Linked DNA regions of Homo sapiens: region 2 is linked to region 1. The links are chromatin loops, found by intact Hi-C in ENCODE. Cell type or tissue: K562. All regions are shown on one strand.

Evidence for each region. Peaks named below come from ENCODE experiments on the same cell type or tissue, not always from the same donor. Only the 100,000 strongest peaks of a DNase experiment are listed, where the experiment ranks them.
Region 2: it touches region 1 in a loop (9-fold over the local background); 4 of 110 quality-filtered maps call a loop at or near these places.

Annotation. Positions count from the first base shown.
Region 1 is chr1:176,556,370-176,564,369 of GRCh38, forward strand. PAPPA2 (pappalysin 2) reads left to right here. Exons shown (of 23, transcript NM_020318.3): 2 at 1-872. Among named protein-coding and RNA genes, the nearest start is that of PAPPA2, 97 kb to the left of the region's middle. RefSeq lists an enhancer at 479-1,678 and a silencer at 3,681-3,730. In K562, a CTCF peak has its summit at 3,635 (motif pointing right); a DNase peak (open chromatin) is centred at 3,622; H3K27me3 peaks cover 1,317 bases.
Region 2 is chr1:176,742,251-176,750,250 of GRCh38, forward strand. The region is part of intron 14 of PAPPA2 (pappalysin 2); the gene reads left to right. Among named protein-coding and RNA genes, the nearest start is that of PAPPA2, 280 kb to the left of the region's middle. RefSeq lists a silencer at 5,429-5,629. In K562, CTCF peaks have their summits at 2,950 (motif pointing right) and 3,927 (motif pointing left); no DNase peak of the experiment used is centred here.

The sequences.
Region 1 (8,000 bases):
GTGGGCACTCTGTTCTGCCAACTCTGAGCTGGGCTGGACACGCAAGAAATCCTTGGTTGAGAGGGAACACCTGAATCAGGTGCTGTTGGAAGGAGAACGTTGTTGGCTGGGGGCCAAGGTTCGAAGACCCAGAGCTTCTCCACAGCATCACCTCTTTGGAGTCTACCCCAGCAGGGCTGGGAACTACCTAAGGCCCTACCCCGTGGGGGAGCAAGAAATCCATCATACAGGACGCAGCAAACCAGACACTGAAGGAAATGCTGTGAGCCTTGTTCCCCCAGACCTGACTGAAAATCCAGCAGGACTGAGGGGTGCAGTTGAAGAGCCGGCTGCCCCATGGGTAGGGGATAGTCCTATTGGGCAATCTGAGCTGCTGGGAGATGATGACGCTTATCTCGGCAATCAAAGATCCAAGGAGTCTCTAGGTGAGGCCGGGATTCAGAAAGGCTCAGCCATGGCTGCCACTACTACCACCGCCATTTTCACAACCCTGAACGAACCCAAACCAGAGACCCAAAGGAGGGGCTGGGCCAAGTCCAGGCAGCGTCGCCAAGTGTGGAAGAGGCGGGCGGAAGATGGGCAGGGAGACTCCGGTATCTCTTCACATTTCCAACCTTGGCCCAAGCATTCCCTTAAACACAGGGTCAAAAAGAGTCCACCGGAGGAAAGCAACCAAAATGGTGGAGAGGGCTCCTACCGAGAAGCAGAGACCTTTAACTCCCAAGTAGGACTGCCCATCTTATACTTCTCTGGGAGGCGGGAGCGGCTGCTGCTGCGTCCAGAAGTGCTGGCTGAGATTCCCCGGGAGGCGTTCACAGTGGAAGCCTGGGTTAAACCGGAGGGAGGACAGAACAACCCAGCCATCATCGCAGGTAACACCCTTCTCCTGGGCTTTCTGAAATCCTGAGGGTATGGCTGGCTTTATTTCTGACGGGTTAGACATAGGGAGCGAGGATGGGAAGGGGACCCAACAGGAAAGCCAGAAAGGGCTAGCCAGGGAGAGGGGGAAGGGCCTTTATTAATCAGCACGGCAGGATTCCAGACACCATCAAAAAGGAGATAATGACTCTAGCCATATCAGCCTCTGTACCTTGTATTGATCTCATGTCCTTGTATACATTGTGCTTGCACTTAGGAGACTTTAGCTCTCTTACCTGTCTTTAAAGGGATAGAGCTCCTTGGTTCTTTGCCAAAAGAGAAGGGGTGTCACACTCCATTTCCGGTAGACCAATATGAGATACCCAGGCAACCTTGAAGACAGATGAGAATCCAAGGACCTGAGCAATGAGTCATGCCTGGGCTGGTCCAGGTGGTGAGGAAACAAGGCTGCTAGGTACACAGCCGTCAGGTCCTGCCTGGTTTCCTTTTCTCTGAGTGCCCTGGATCTTGGCAGAAAGGTGCCCTTTGGTCCAGGTCCTGGAGGTCCCTCCACTTTGTCACAACAATCATGTGTCCAGCTTAGGAACAGTAGGGTCCACTGGAAAAAGTGAGCACTTACAAGCCAAGATCCTGACTTCTAGGCCTGCTGTTGTTGTAAGAAGGACCTAAAAAATGAAACTTTTTATAACTCCATGATTTTGATCAGGAGCACTGGTCTGGGAACATGACCCACATTTGTTTGCACTACACACAGATCTTGCTTTTCATGGAAAGTCACCCAGAAGGGCAAAGAAAAATGAGGTTAAGAGTAACTGTTCCCTGTTGCCTTACTGGGAAAGTTGGAATGAAGCAAGGGGTCATGGATTAGACATGATATTTCATCATTTAGTACCTTATCCTTTTGAATTCCCCATGACAGAACCTAACACAAAGCAAGGTGCACAGTAGAACCATATAATCTGCTTAATTTGAATTATCCACAGTGCTCTTTCATGTTTTCCAGTCCCATTATATTGATGGGGAAACTGAGGCAATAAAAGGCATGCCAGGCAGGCTGGGAATAGAACTCCAGGACACTTGAATCGCTTGAAGATTTTCCGAATTAAGAAAATATTCTCAGGTTACTGGATGCCTGCAAAGTTTCAGACTAGGGAAAGAAGTCGGCAAGGAGGGAGCCTCTTTCAAGGGGGTGTTGCTGGAACATCCCTTCCGGACACTCTGTCTCCCCCTCTTTGGCTGTGATTTCTCCTTCGGAAGCTGGGATTCCCAGACACTGAGCATTCTCAAGTCTTGTGGTTTTGCTGTATTTTATTTTTGGGTGGGAGAGGGAGTGGGGAAAGGGGAGAAATAAGGGTTGGGCTATAAGTTAGGTGGGGGAAGAGAAAGAGTAGAAGGAAATCCTTATTCTGGGGCCAAATGGAAGAAATAATGAGATGATTATCTGATCAGAGTTGGCAGCTCCACAATTTCTCCCAGATGACATCTTCTTGCTGCTTAATCTTGCTTCCTAGTACCCATCTGCCAGGGAAACTGTGTGCTTGCAGTCTAGACTAAGACCCACGACTCTGCTTACCCCTCCTCTTGCAGTAGCAACATAAAGACCGGGGATCAATTCCCTGGCTGAAAAAAAATGAGAGAAAGATCCAATAGGAGTCTATGTGGGTGGCTCTAAGGGGCTGCTGCTTTGGGTTACTAGAGGCCAAACCTGGGGAAACTTGACCCCTGTCCTGTCCCTCCTGTGTCCTGTCTGATGCTCTGCACAGAGGAAAGCAGTGTCATGATTTGATTCCAGTTACAGCATTTCTTGTGGCACCTCCCCCATCCCCACCCCAGGACGTCTTTCTACCTTGCCCACCTGTCCACCGCCTCCAACCCCTGCCAACACTGCCACAGCACACACTCAGATCCTTCTCTAAAGTGCCCGTCTGAACTCTTTTAACCGTAAGCATGTAAAATTGGGCAGAAAATCTTTTGCAGACTGTCTAGCTTCTGAATTTTCCTTCTCTTCAAATCAAAGTGTCCCTTGTGGTGTACCAGTATTTCCCCTCTTAGGTCTACACCAGAAAGGTTGAGGGCAGGGAATGCCCAGGGCTATCTCATCTCCACTTACCACTCTATATTTTTCTTTAGATTTCTGTACATCAGAAAATATTCAGTAAAGATGTAGGGTAAAGGTCTGGGAAAGATGGAGGTTGGGAACATGGTTTCATTCTTTGGGATTCTAGCAACAGGGCTGCTGAGGGCTTGGGCATCCTTGTGTACTCACTGTGCTTAGCTGCTTACACTTCACCTGTGCTCTCCATGCCTGAGAACCATAATGTTGCCAAAGGCATTTACCCTAATCTACTCATGCCTGTGGACAGACCAGTCCATCTTCCTTCTCTTACCATACAGCACTCGCCCCTGAGCTGGTCATTGTCTATTCCTACGATGGCTGGCCTTCACCTATGCAGAATGACAATAGAATCATGTCCCTGGGAGCCACATACAATTCAGCAATTCTGCTGTTCCACTTGGAATGATCCGAGGTGCTGCAAGACTTGGCCCCTACACTTTTTTCAACAGCTCTCAAAGCGTAGCTTCTACCTACTCAACTTAAACCCAGTTTCCCAATCCTTAATCTACCCAATTTAGGGCATTTTTTATTCAACAGAGACTTCAAGCAATGCAGCCATAGCAATTTACAGAGGAACATTCCCCTCCCCAGCCCCAGATGCGGGGGTCTTAGAGGATACTTTCTACACGGAACACTAGGTGGCAGTGTTGCTTCATTCACAGGAGAGTAGGCAGCCACGTAGTGGGGAATGTCTCTGATTTCTTGGAGGACTGTCCTGCCCTGGCTCTGGGCTGTGTGTATTTAATTGTCCTCTCCCAGAATGTTGTTCGTTGGCATCCCTTGGGGTCAGCTTTATGCAAGTGTTTTTTGCGGGGCTTATGTGAAAGGGCAAAAGTGACATTTTTGGGGTTGTGACTAACTTGCACTTTAGCAACTAGTAAAGAAAAGAAAATCAACTAAAGTTTCCCCTCTCCCTCCCCCACTCCAAACTCCCACATTCTTCCAAAATAGAAAGTTGAATTCCAGAATGAATTGCCAGAATACATTTATTTAGAGTTGAGGACAACACGGAGCTCACAGGCTTTGGGTGCTGAACGTCTCTCTGGCCCTCAGAAGGCGAGACGTGGTACCTGGGTCCCTGCAAGGTAGATCTTCTGAAGTGGCCTATTTCCCATAGCGGAGACAGAACAACCAAGGTGTAGGAGAGGACTGTGTACAACTGCTCCACTGTAGAGTCCTCTGTAAGAGTAGCTAGTCAGGGGCCTGGCAGCTCAGGGCCATGTGGCCACCTAGGAGTAGACTGAGGTCAGGAGCCCATTTGGTTGGGCCATTGGAACTGAGAACTGGACGTAAGCCAAATTCTGTCCCATCCACGTGTGTAACTTTTAAGCTCCAGCACCCAACCTTGAAACCATCCTGTTCCTTTCCCGCCTTCTCAACTTCCTTTCCTCTCTTTTAACCCCAACATACACAAAAGAGAAGATTTTAATAGGTTCCTCCTCACCCATAATTGATTTCAAATGTTCCCTGAAGTTGCCCAGCTGAGTAACCACCTGCAGCTCCAAGTTGCAGGAGACTGAGTCACTAAGTCCATGGCAGAATTGGAGCCTGAGCCCAGGTTTCTTCATCCGACAAATATTTATTGAGTGCCTTCCATGCAAAGCACGGCAAGGCCCTGTGGGGAGCACAAAGATGTCTAAGAAACTGTCCCTGACATGAAGACAAGTTTTCCTCCTCTGAGGATCCGAGCATTAGAGTATATGCTTGTGTAGAACTTGGGAGGCAGGCCAACCTGGCAACAGATTCCATCTCTGACGCTTATCAGGGCTGTGGTCTTCAGCGATCCATTGAGCTTTTCTATGCCTTCATTTCCTCAAATGGAAAAAGGAGAAAAATATATGTATACAAAATATCATTCCATTTAAATAAAAATGAAAAAAGCTCCAAAAAATGAAAAATAAGACAAAGTCTTGCAGAGTCGTTATGATGCTTGAACAAGTCATGTATGTAAAGTGCCCACCATAGGGCTTGGCCACTGTGTTTACTCATGGCCTGGCAGGAGCTAACAGTGGGAGGCAATCATTACTGGGAGCAGCACGTTAACCTGCTTGTCTTTGGTTCTAACCCACTAACCTATCATTTTTCCTTAGGTGGAATATTCACTTTAATTTCTTAGGAATTCAGTTTGCTAGATTGTAAAATGAGAATGATGGTAAACAGACTTTTTTTACAACACAGTCTAATGTGTTGTAAATGCAGTAGAATCAGAGGCCCCAAAGGGCTCATTTATTTTATTTAAAAAAATCCATTCTTTTTAGCCTGAGCAGTACTATTTTGAATAAATTGGACAACAGTGCTAAAGTTTTCTGGAGGCCATAAAACCTTTTGAAAATCTGATGAAAGCTATGTCCACTCCCTAGAAAAATGAACATGTTCACATAGTTCACACAACGTTCAGAGCTGTATTAGTCTGTTCTCAAGCTGCTGATAAAGACATACCTGAGACTGGGTAATTTATAAAGGAAAGAGCTTTAATGGACTCACAGTTCCACATGGCTGGGGAGGCCTCACAACAATGGCTGAAGGTGAATGAGGAGGAAAGTCATGTCTCACATGGTGGCAGGCAAGACAGCGTGCGCAGCGGAACTCCCATTTATAAAACCATGAGATCTCCTGAGACTTATTCACTATCACACGAACAGCACAGAAAAACCCACCCCCATGATTCAATTACCTCCCACCAGGTCCCTCCTGCAACATGTGGGAATTATGGGAGCTACGACTCGAGATGAGATTTGGGTGGGGACAGAGTCAAACCATATCAAGACCCTTCACGATTTCTTGATGGCCAGGGTCTGCTGACATTATGTATAAAACCTATTGTTTAAGGCCTATATTGGTAAGTGTTGTTGTTGTTGTTGTTGTTTTTGACATCTAAGAAATGAGATTTCACAGAATGCTGAAACATCCCCTTCTCCCAATAAGGGAGGTTTGTACTCAAGGTGGAGGGTGTCATCCACATAGAATATGGAGCTTCATAGAAGGCAGATTCACGTAGATGTGAAGAGAATGTAAAAGGCAGGCCACGTGTGGGATCTCTCCCTTTATCCAATAGGACTCAATGACAGGTGAAGAGACAAATCTATACTTTTCCCAGAATCTTCCTGAAGATGAGGTTTGCATGGCCCTCTCCTCAGTTGCTTCTTCCTATATCACAGCAAGGTTTGAAGTCAGAGTGTTTGTCCTCCAAGAATCCTGTGGAACTGTGCAGTTCCCTCCACATTAGAACTCTGCTCCCTGGTTAGGATCCACATGTGCAGCAAAGTCATGGCCACCTGCCCTAAGCATGGACGACCCATGGATGTGAGGGCTTGCTGTTGGTTTCTGGGGATGGATTTACCCACAGTGATGAGTACGAGTTGCACGAGTTGACTTGTGTGAACAGGGCATAGCCCCTGATGGTTGTAAATTAGCATCTTTGTGTAGAAGGTTTTATCATGTGGCTATATGGCCCTCAAGAAGAGAGTAACATGGAGGGGCTGTATGATATCTGGTTTAAGAAGTGAAACAGACTGTGACTATGACCCTTTTTCTCGAAGCCTGTGGCCATGCCCCTCATCCCTATGGGAAAGTAATTTTCTCTATGTCTCTGCTTCCAGGGCCCTTCATGTGTGGTTTCCTAGGGTGCATATTGCTTCCTGCCTTATTTGTTATGTGCATGTCTCATTTCTATCCACTGGTAATTCCTCCAGAGGCAAATGCATGTCTGATTAACTTTTGTGATTCCAAAATATCTAGCACAGTATTAGGGACTCTCAGTTATGTTTGTAGAATAGACAAAATAGAAATTTAGACAGCTGACTGTCCATTAAGGATGAATAAAAGGGTGGAGGGAACTTTCTGAAACTGGAGTCTCTTTGTGGGATCCAGGGCAGTGGCTTTCAGATTCTGTTTTTGCTGCCTACTGAGGTGTCTTAGGAGCTTCTGAGGGGAAATCACTGAGTACAGGGCTCCCTTTCCACCTTCAATAGGAGCATCCCCTCCCTTACCTGTTTCATGTGAAGGAGGGGCTTAATTACTTTAAGGAAGTTTAAACCCCAGAACTCTAGAGCAGGGGTTGGCACATTATGGCCTATGGGTCACATCAGGTCTAAAGCTGAAGCTTGTTTTTGTAAATAAAGTTTTATTGGCACACATCCACACCCATGTTGGTTATGTGTTCTCTGTGGTGGCTTCCCTGCTAACTGGTGGAGGTAAGTAGTTGCAAAAGAGGCCTTCTGACCCACAAAGCCCAAAATATTTACTGTCTGGCCCTTTGTAGAAAGTTTGCTAACTCATACTTTAGAGCATTTCTTCTCAAACTTCAGTGTGAATAGAGATCAGCTGAGACTATTCTTAAGATGTCTGCCATGGCAATACACCTGGCAGCAGGTGCAATGTAAGTACGTCTTGCACAGTGCAGGCAGTTTCATGGACCAAGGACCCCAGGCGCTGTGCTCTGAAACACATCACTGCATTTTCACTGAGGCCACAGATCCCTGGGGTGGCATGGTTAAAGGCAGACCAGTTCCTGAGAGACAGTCATTGACTTTGGCTGGAGGACTCAAAAAGGCCTTGCAGGAAATTCCTTAGACTGCACTGTAGTCAACAACACTTCCATCCCACCTTCCTTCCCTCTTTTTTTTCCTTCAGAGTCAGACTTGCAGCAATGACTGATGTCTCTCCCAGCCTTTTCAGGATCTGTTTATATTTCCTCGGAATTGTCCCCCCCAGTAAAATCCTACATATTTAATCCTGTATTGGCATCTACTTCTTGTACTAACACAACTACCTTACGCAAATGCAGATTTGGGTTCAATAGGTCTGGGGCAGCCTGAGATTCTGCATTTCTAACAGGCTTCAGGTGCTGTTGCTGTTGCTAGTATGTGGACCATAATTCAAGTTGCAAGACTCTAGACTCTTGAGTCCAAGCTCTTGAGCCCAGGGCAGAAGACAGCAGACTTTTTCTGTAAAAGGACAGATAGTAGATAGTTTAGGCTTCTTGGGCCATGCAGTCTCTGTTGCA
Region 2 (8,000 bases), 190 kb after region 1:
GGATGACAGTTGCCGACTTTATCTCTAAATGCTCCATGAACAGAACTGAACAAGAAAAAAAAAAAGTAGAAGTTACAGCCTTTCTAGACATGAGGAACAAGAATTCCCCTTACAATCATAGCTGTGAAGTCTCAACAAAGAAGTTGATTAATTGTAATTACTGCCGCTAGTTCTTCACTTCTTCTCATGTGGCACTGTGGGAAAAACAAGTTTCATATGCATGCATGCAAACCAGGAGAAATAGGATATGATTCTCCAGTTTACACTGTGTATCTGGAATGCATAAGCATTTCCAAACCACATGTGACTGACAGGAGCCATGCAAATTGACTTTTCCTTGTCAGCCAGCAAATCAGTACAATGTAGTAAATTTTGATATACCGGGAGCCTGGTAAATCCCATATACTTTAATTGTGAATATAACTGAAACCTAAATCCCTATGTATTCTCAAAGAGTCAAAGTGTTTTTGCAGCCTGTGTCTGTCACAGTTGTATATGTAGAGGCACCACGATATAAAACCCTCAAATTCTGGGCATAGTGAGAGGGATTCCTGGCTACCTCCTTCTTACCCCTTATGACCTGAATTCCACTGATACTTACATGGGCAGGGGAGAGCTGACAGATGCCTGCCAGTAGAATATGTGTTATCCATTTTGTATTTAAACATTAATGACCAGTGGCCCATCCCTCCTGCAACACTACACTTTAAAACCAACCTGATTGGCCCACAGAATCTCAGATGAAAGCCAGTAAACCTAAGTCAGCCTCTCCAGTGATGTTCATGATCTTTGTCTTGGACAAAGTAATTTCTCCTTGCTTCCCACTTAGCTACTAACAACACAGAATACGAAAACTCTTATCAAAATGAAAAAGCAAGCCTGGCAGCCAGAATCTGTGAGGATTTCCTCCTGATTACAAATGTACTGGGGTTAAATTGAGAAACATAATTGGAAATCAAAGCATGCACGGTTTTTATTTTCTGGAAAAAAAATGCATTTAAAGAATAGAGCCATACTAAAAGAGGAGAGGGAAACAGGTTATTCTTTCTTCATTCCCTGGTTCCTTTAACTTGGTTCTGTCTCAGTCTTGTTTCTCACTCTGTTATGATGACTACCCAGTTTATGACCCTTTGAGCTTATTCTACTGATCATGAACCCTTTAGTCTTGAAAACCAAGTTTAGTTTTCCTGATTTTGGCCACCAGTGCTCAAGAAGAGCTTAATTCATTCTTACCCTCCAGTTGTTTCCAGCTCTGGCCACTTTAGGGATAGGTTCTGCACAACTTGCCACAGTATCAGGATCAGGCAAACCTCCAACCATCCCAGGATTGTGTTGATGGCTTTGGGAAGTGGAAACTATCTATTTTATTAATGTAATGGGATTTGCAGTGTGTCTAAAATATAACCCAGACACCAATATGTTAACATACCTAAGTGAGTGAATTAGTTTACAGACAAACAGGACTCTTTCTACTTTGGGAATTTACAAGGTCAAGATAGAAAAGTTTAACAGCAGGCAAGAATTGCTGATGGGCATGTGGTTTCTCCTATCGAATTTTGTTCTTCCAATCACATGGATAAAATGAAAAAATTGATTGTAACTTCTGTGACTTACCTGATAATATATCCATAAGATCTATGAGTGCTGAATCTTCAAAAGATACAGAACATTATCTCCTTTTCCAGGACATGGATTGATGACCATAATTGAAACTTTTGACTACTCTACTCATCTCTTTACAGCATTTACACTTTTTCTTCAATCTGCATAGATTTCCCAGTCTACCTGGTTGAGAATGTGGTGTCAACCTTTTATGCAATTGTGCTTCTTTCATTTTTCCCTTGTATTCCAAACAGTTTTTGATTTATATAATTTGATATTAGATAGTTAAGTATATAATTTTTTGTGAGCCTTTTATCTTTATTAGGATCATACATCTTGCCAATCCTTTTACCCCTTTAAATGCCTGTGGCTTTGTATTCTACTCTTTCTGGAATTAAAATGTCTATCCCTGCCTTCCTTTTGTTTGTATTTGTTTGATAAATATTTGCCTTTCTTTTATTTTTAACCTTTCTCTGTCTTTGCTGCCAGTGAGCCCCAGGCACATAGCTTCACTGCACTGTTTACAAAGCTTTCAGATTTTGCCATGTCCAACTACTCCAAGATTTTATTCCAAAAGTTTATCCCATGATCCTCAAACCTCTAGGATTCTTTAGGACTCAGTAGCATTTTACCTTTAGGACATATATCTCCCAATATATAACGGCTTTTGCCACTGGTTCCACACCCCACCCTACCTCACTAAGACCTCTATACTTCCTAACCTGAAGTCTGAAATGAGTAAAGAAAAGGTAGTACTGATGGGAATAATGACTGGAGAACAGATCTCTGACCCATGAAAAACAGGGCCCAGTTTTCTCGTCTTTACAGGGGCCAGGAAATGAAGAAAGAATGATCTGTTTTTTTCTTTTAGTTTGGCTTCATTACTATTCTCTCTTTTTCAGGAAACAAAAAGTACATGCTTTGGTTTCCAATGATGTTTCTCAATTTAACTCCAATATTTTTTTCAATCAAGAGAAAATCCTTACAGATTTTGGTTGCCAATCTTGGTTTTTGGTATTGATAATAATTTTCATATATTTCTATATTGTTAGTATTTAAATGGGAAGCCAAGAGAAATGACCTTATAGTATTCTTGTGAGATTGACTGAAAATAATACATGTGAGATTTGTAACACCTTCTAATACCAGGTTGGAGTACCACCTGTGGCAATTTTCACAGTATTCCCCATCTTTATTTTTTGCCAATCAGGTGTGCTAGTTATCAGTCAATTTGTTTGTTGCCTCTTGGTTCCAAATCCACCCTCATCACATGTATTGTAATAGTAGAGCTGGATTTTTATCACTATTTATCCTTTGCCAACGGGTATCATGTTACACATCATCAGTAGAGGGTGCTAGATAGACAATGCAGGAGGAGGGGTTTTCTCTGCTGTTTCTGGTGTAATTTCTTCTCTTCTGTTGCTGTGACATGCTTGGCCAGTGGTGTGCAGCACACCTATAGTCAAATACAGCAGACATTTTTTCAGTTGGCTCTTCATCACAATAAACCAAACATGGCAGCTTGAGAAATAGTGATGCTGCTGGATGCCGTGGATTACTAGCATCCCATATCCCAATGATTGTACTCAAGACCAAAGGCACAATCAAACTTGTCCCCAAATCCCATCCTTGTGAATCTGTCTTGTACTATTAACCCCAGTACCATCCCATCTTAGTTGGGATCCAATAAGGACACAGTAATTAAAATAGAGAAGTTTCATAAAAGTAATTATTAACCAGTAATGGAATTAACTACTAAAGGGCAGGGAGAACTCTAACAAATAAAAGAATGATTGATAAAGGGAGCAACCATTACTTTTATGAGTGATAGAAGAGTATCCAAGAAAGGAACAAATGTGGAAGAGGCTCCCAACCCAAAGCTGAGGTTCAGATCTCACTGGAGGAGGTGCAGCTGTGGAACATTGTGTGGCAGAGAAGTTTGTGGAGGTTCTACAGAATGGAATGGGGCTGGTAGTCAGAAAATGCTCACTGGGGTGCAGGTAAAAGCTCATGAAGAAGCTGCCTCTGGAACACAATTGGGACTTCTGGAAAGCTGTCACTGTGGTGCTGCTGGAACTTTCTGGGAGTCTCCCCACTGGGCACTAATGAAACTTGATGGGAGACATCCACAGGGGTGCCACTGAGACTTGTTGAGAAGCCAGCTAAGATGCTGATAAGACTTGCTGGGACATGTGGAGTGTCCCTGAAACTCACTAGGTGGTGAGCACCACTGGTTGTCCCACACATGGCTGGAGAAGCAAGGACGGGAAAGCACATAGGAATGAAGGCAAGCCTCTTCATCCTGCAATGTCTCTCCAGTGCCATCTACTGAAGAAAAAAGTGACATGCTAGCTGGTAAAGAGAAATGTTTTCATGGTCCAGCTCTAGTATCATAAAGCAGGGCAATGAAGGGTGGATTTGGAACTGAGAGGCAATAAGTTGATAACCAGCAGAGAAAGTCTTGTCAAATAACCAAGAGGAAACCTCTGTTCTCTGTGTCTTTCGTGTTCCACACAGGAGTTCCTTCCTGGCTTCAATACTGTTTTTCTTTTTCTTTTTTTCTTTTTTTTAGAGACAGGAGTGTCGCTCTGTTGCCCAGGCTGGAGTGCAGTGGCTCGATCTTGGCTCACTGAAAGCTCTGCCTCCCGGGTTCACACCATTCTCCTGCCTCAGCCTCCCAAGTAGCAGGGACTACAGGCGAATACTATTTTAAAATATAATTTCTGAATAGATTTGAGCTAATTAGAAATTCATATTTTTTTAATGTTTTGAACTTAAGCAAAGACCAACATAAAGTATAAATACCTTATTAGTTTATTCAGTATAAATACACATTCTGATTGAGATGGAAAACAAGTAATAGATACTCACAAATGTAAAATCATAGTGGGTTCTAAGGTTTGCCTTGAACTATAACTTATCAAAGCCAGGTGTTCTAATATAAAATTGAATAAGATATTAATCTTTTAAAATAAATATCCATATGGAAACTGGGGTTCTTCTCTCGCTTGTTCTCACTCTCATTATATGTGTAGTGTGTGTGTTTGCATGTGTGTATTCATGTGCGTTTGTGTATAGAAAGAGATAGACTGTTGTTCAAAAACCATTTAAGTGACTCAATGGAACAGGCATAATTTTTCAGCTGAGGAAACTGAGACTCAAGGGCACAAATTTACTTTATTTGGGATTAGCAAAAGTAAGACTGGAATCCAAGTAACTTGTTTCTGGGAAGGAAAGCTTCTATTATATAAATGGTGAACTATTTCAGAAATCGATTCATGTCTACTACTCTTCAAGAAATCCTGCCACCCTCTCTCAAATCATATTTTGATTCAGGTAACAAAAGTTTAACTAGCCCTGGAATAATCAAATAACAGCTGTATTTTACATCTACTTATGTGAACGGGCATATTTGTTTTGAGGAAATGATGACTTGTAAATTCAGGCTCCAAGTAATACAGGCAAGCTGGGGAAACCTGATGAAGTAGGTTACCAAGGGGAAAATTGTAAAGATACTTTGGACTTTTGGGAAAGTGTAGGAAATATGCAATTCAGATTAGGGCAATTTTATGGGCACAACCCAGAGGATTTGAAGACAATAGAAAAAGAGAAGTTTTGACCCAGCTCCTATGGGGTCCTAGCCCAGACCAAAAAAATAAAAAAATAAAAATCTTGTTTCTTAGAGAAGAAAAAAAATCTGAGGAAACATATTCTACTCTCTCTGAGATTAAAGTGCATCTAACCCAGGAAAAGAAACATAATTTTGAAAGCCTGGCTTATGTGTGTATTAGTTTTCTAATGTTGTATAATAATATTACTATAAATATAGCATCTTACAACAATGCTTATTTATAATCTTACAGTTTCTGAGGGTCAGGATTCTAGGCAACGCTTAGCTGGGTCATCTGTAAGGCTATAATGAGGTGTCAGTTAGGAATGTGTTCTCGTTTGAAGGCTTGACTGGGGAAGGTCCACTTCCAAGTTCACATGGTTGTTGGTATTTGGTTCCAAAAGACTGTCAGACTGAGGGCTTCAGTTTTTATGCTGGATGTTGCACAGAAACCACCCTTACTTCCTTGCCACATAGTCTGCTCCATTGGGAAGCTCACCTATGGTAGCTTGTTTCTTCAAAGCCAACAAGACAAAGAGTCTCTCAGCAAGTAAATTTTACAATCTTTTGTAACATAATCACAAGTGTTACAGCTTGTCAACTTTGTATTCAATTGATTAGAAGCATGTCACTTGTCCCACCCACACTCAAGTTGTGGAGATTATGCAAGGGTAGGGATTTCAAAAGGCAGGGATTATTTTCACCACAATAGTTTAGCCTGAGATAGGCGAATGTATGCAGTAACCTTGGAGTTATCCAACTACATGTGTCTCATATCCTGAAAGAGCCACATGCTATAATGGTTTCAACTTACTAGACAGCTTAGGGCAGAAGGGATACACAAATAACTTGCTTGCAGGAAAAAAGCATGAAGGAAAAGTAGTGATTCCAAGAGTAAGGTCTTTTCATAGAAATTCCCCAGCTCTTGGTAGGTGGATTATCCAAGCAGTTCTCTACCAGAGAATGTCCTTGCAACTCTCTTTTATCTAGAAAAAGCACATCTATTTTATGAATGATACCTGTCCAGATTTTTTCCCCTTATTCTTTAGTCTGCTTCAGAGCCATCTTCTTCATGGCTCAACTGGTATTTTTATAATATCATCAAAATGAAATTTAATCAGTAATATTAATGTGTTTCCTAGAAAATAAAATTACAGTCATGTACCACATTACATTTGTCTCAATGAAAGACTGTATATATAATAATGATTTCATAAGATTATAATACAGTATTTTTTGCTGTACCTTTTCTATGTTTAGATTTGTTTAAATACACAAACACATCATTGTGTTATAATTGCCTACAGTATTTGGTACAGTAATAACATGCTGTACAGGTTTGTAGCCTACGAGCAGTAGGCTACACCATATAGCCTATGTGTGTACTAGGCTATATCATATAGGTTTGTGTAAGTACACTCTTTGATATTTGCACAATAAAATCACCTAACAACACATTTCTCAGAATGTATCCCAATGTTAAGTGACACATGACTGTATATAAAAACACAAAAATTAAAAAGTTATGGTTACTGTTTCAATTATCTTTGTTCTGATTATTTTTATAAAGATGGATAATTGAGAGTTAGCAGTTTTGATCCAGTATCTATCATACACATACACCAATGTGGTCATATATCTGTATGAATATATGTGTGTGTGTATGTATGTGTGTGTTTGTGAATATGTTTCACTTTATACAAGACAGTCGAAAAAGGTTAATGTGATATGCATTGAATTATAAAACCAATTTGTAAAATAATTTAAATGTTTAAGTGGTTGTGCCATTTAAAAGAGCATTGTTGTTTTATTTTTAAGGTCTTTATTCTTTTAGAGCAGTTGTAGGTTCACAGAAAAATTGAAAGGAAGGTACAGAGATTTCCCATACACCCAATGATCCCACCCATGCCTAGCCACTCCTGCTATCAACATCCCCCACCAGAGTGGTACATTTGTTACAACTGATGAACCTACGTTGACACATCATAATCACATCAAATCTGTAGTTTACATTAGAATTCACTCTCAGTGTTTGTTGTACATTCTATGTGCTTGGGCAAATGTGTAATGATACATCATTACAGTATCACACACAGCATTGTCACTGCCCTAAAAATCCTCTGTGTTCTGCCTATTCACCACCATACCCTACATCCCTGCTGTCCCAAACTTCTCACAACCATTAATATTTTTACCATCTCCATCATTTTGCCTTTTCCATAATGTCATATTCTGGAAATGTCATATAGTTGGAATTACACAGTGTGTAGGGTTTGCAGATTAGCTTCTTTCACATTGTTATATGCATTTAAGTTTCCTTCATGTCTTCTCATGGCTTGATAGCTCATTTCTTTTTATCATTCAATAATATTCCATTATGTGAATGTACAACCGTTTATTTATCCATATACCTATTGAAGGACATCTTGGTTTCTTCCAAGTTTTGGCAATTATGAATAAAGCTGCTATAAATATCCACATGCAGGCTTTTCTATAGACATAAATTTTTAAATGTCTTTGAATAAATACCAAGGAATGTGATTGCTGGATCATATGGTTAAGAGGATATTTAGTTTTATATGAAGATACATTGTTTTTCAAGAAAAACATAAATATTGTTGTAAAGAACAATGGCATCCTCAGATCTTTTTCCTCTTCTCCTTCTTTCCTTTTTTCTTTTCATCATAAATCTTTATTTTTCTATTTACTTAAATAAAACTAAGCCTGTACTCTTGAACATGTAGATTAAGAGTACCAACCCTGTACAGTAAAAAAAAATGCATATAAT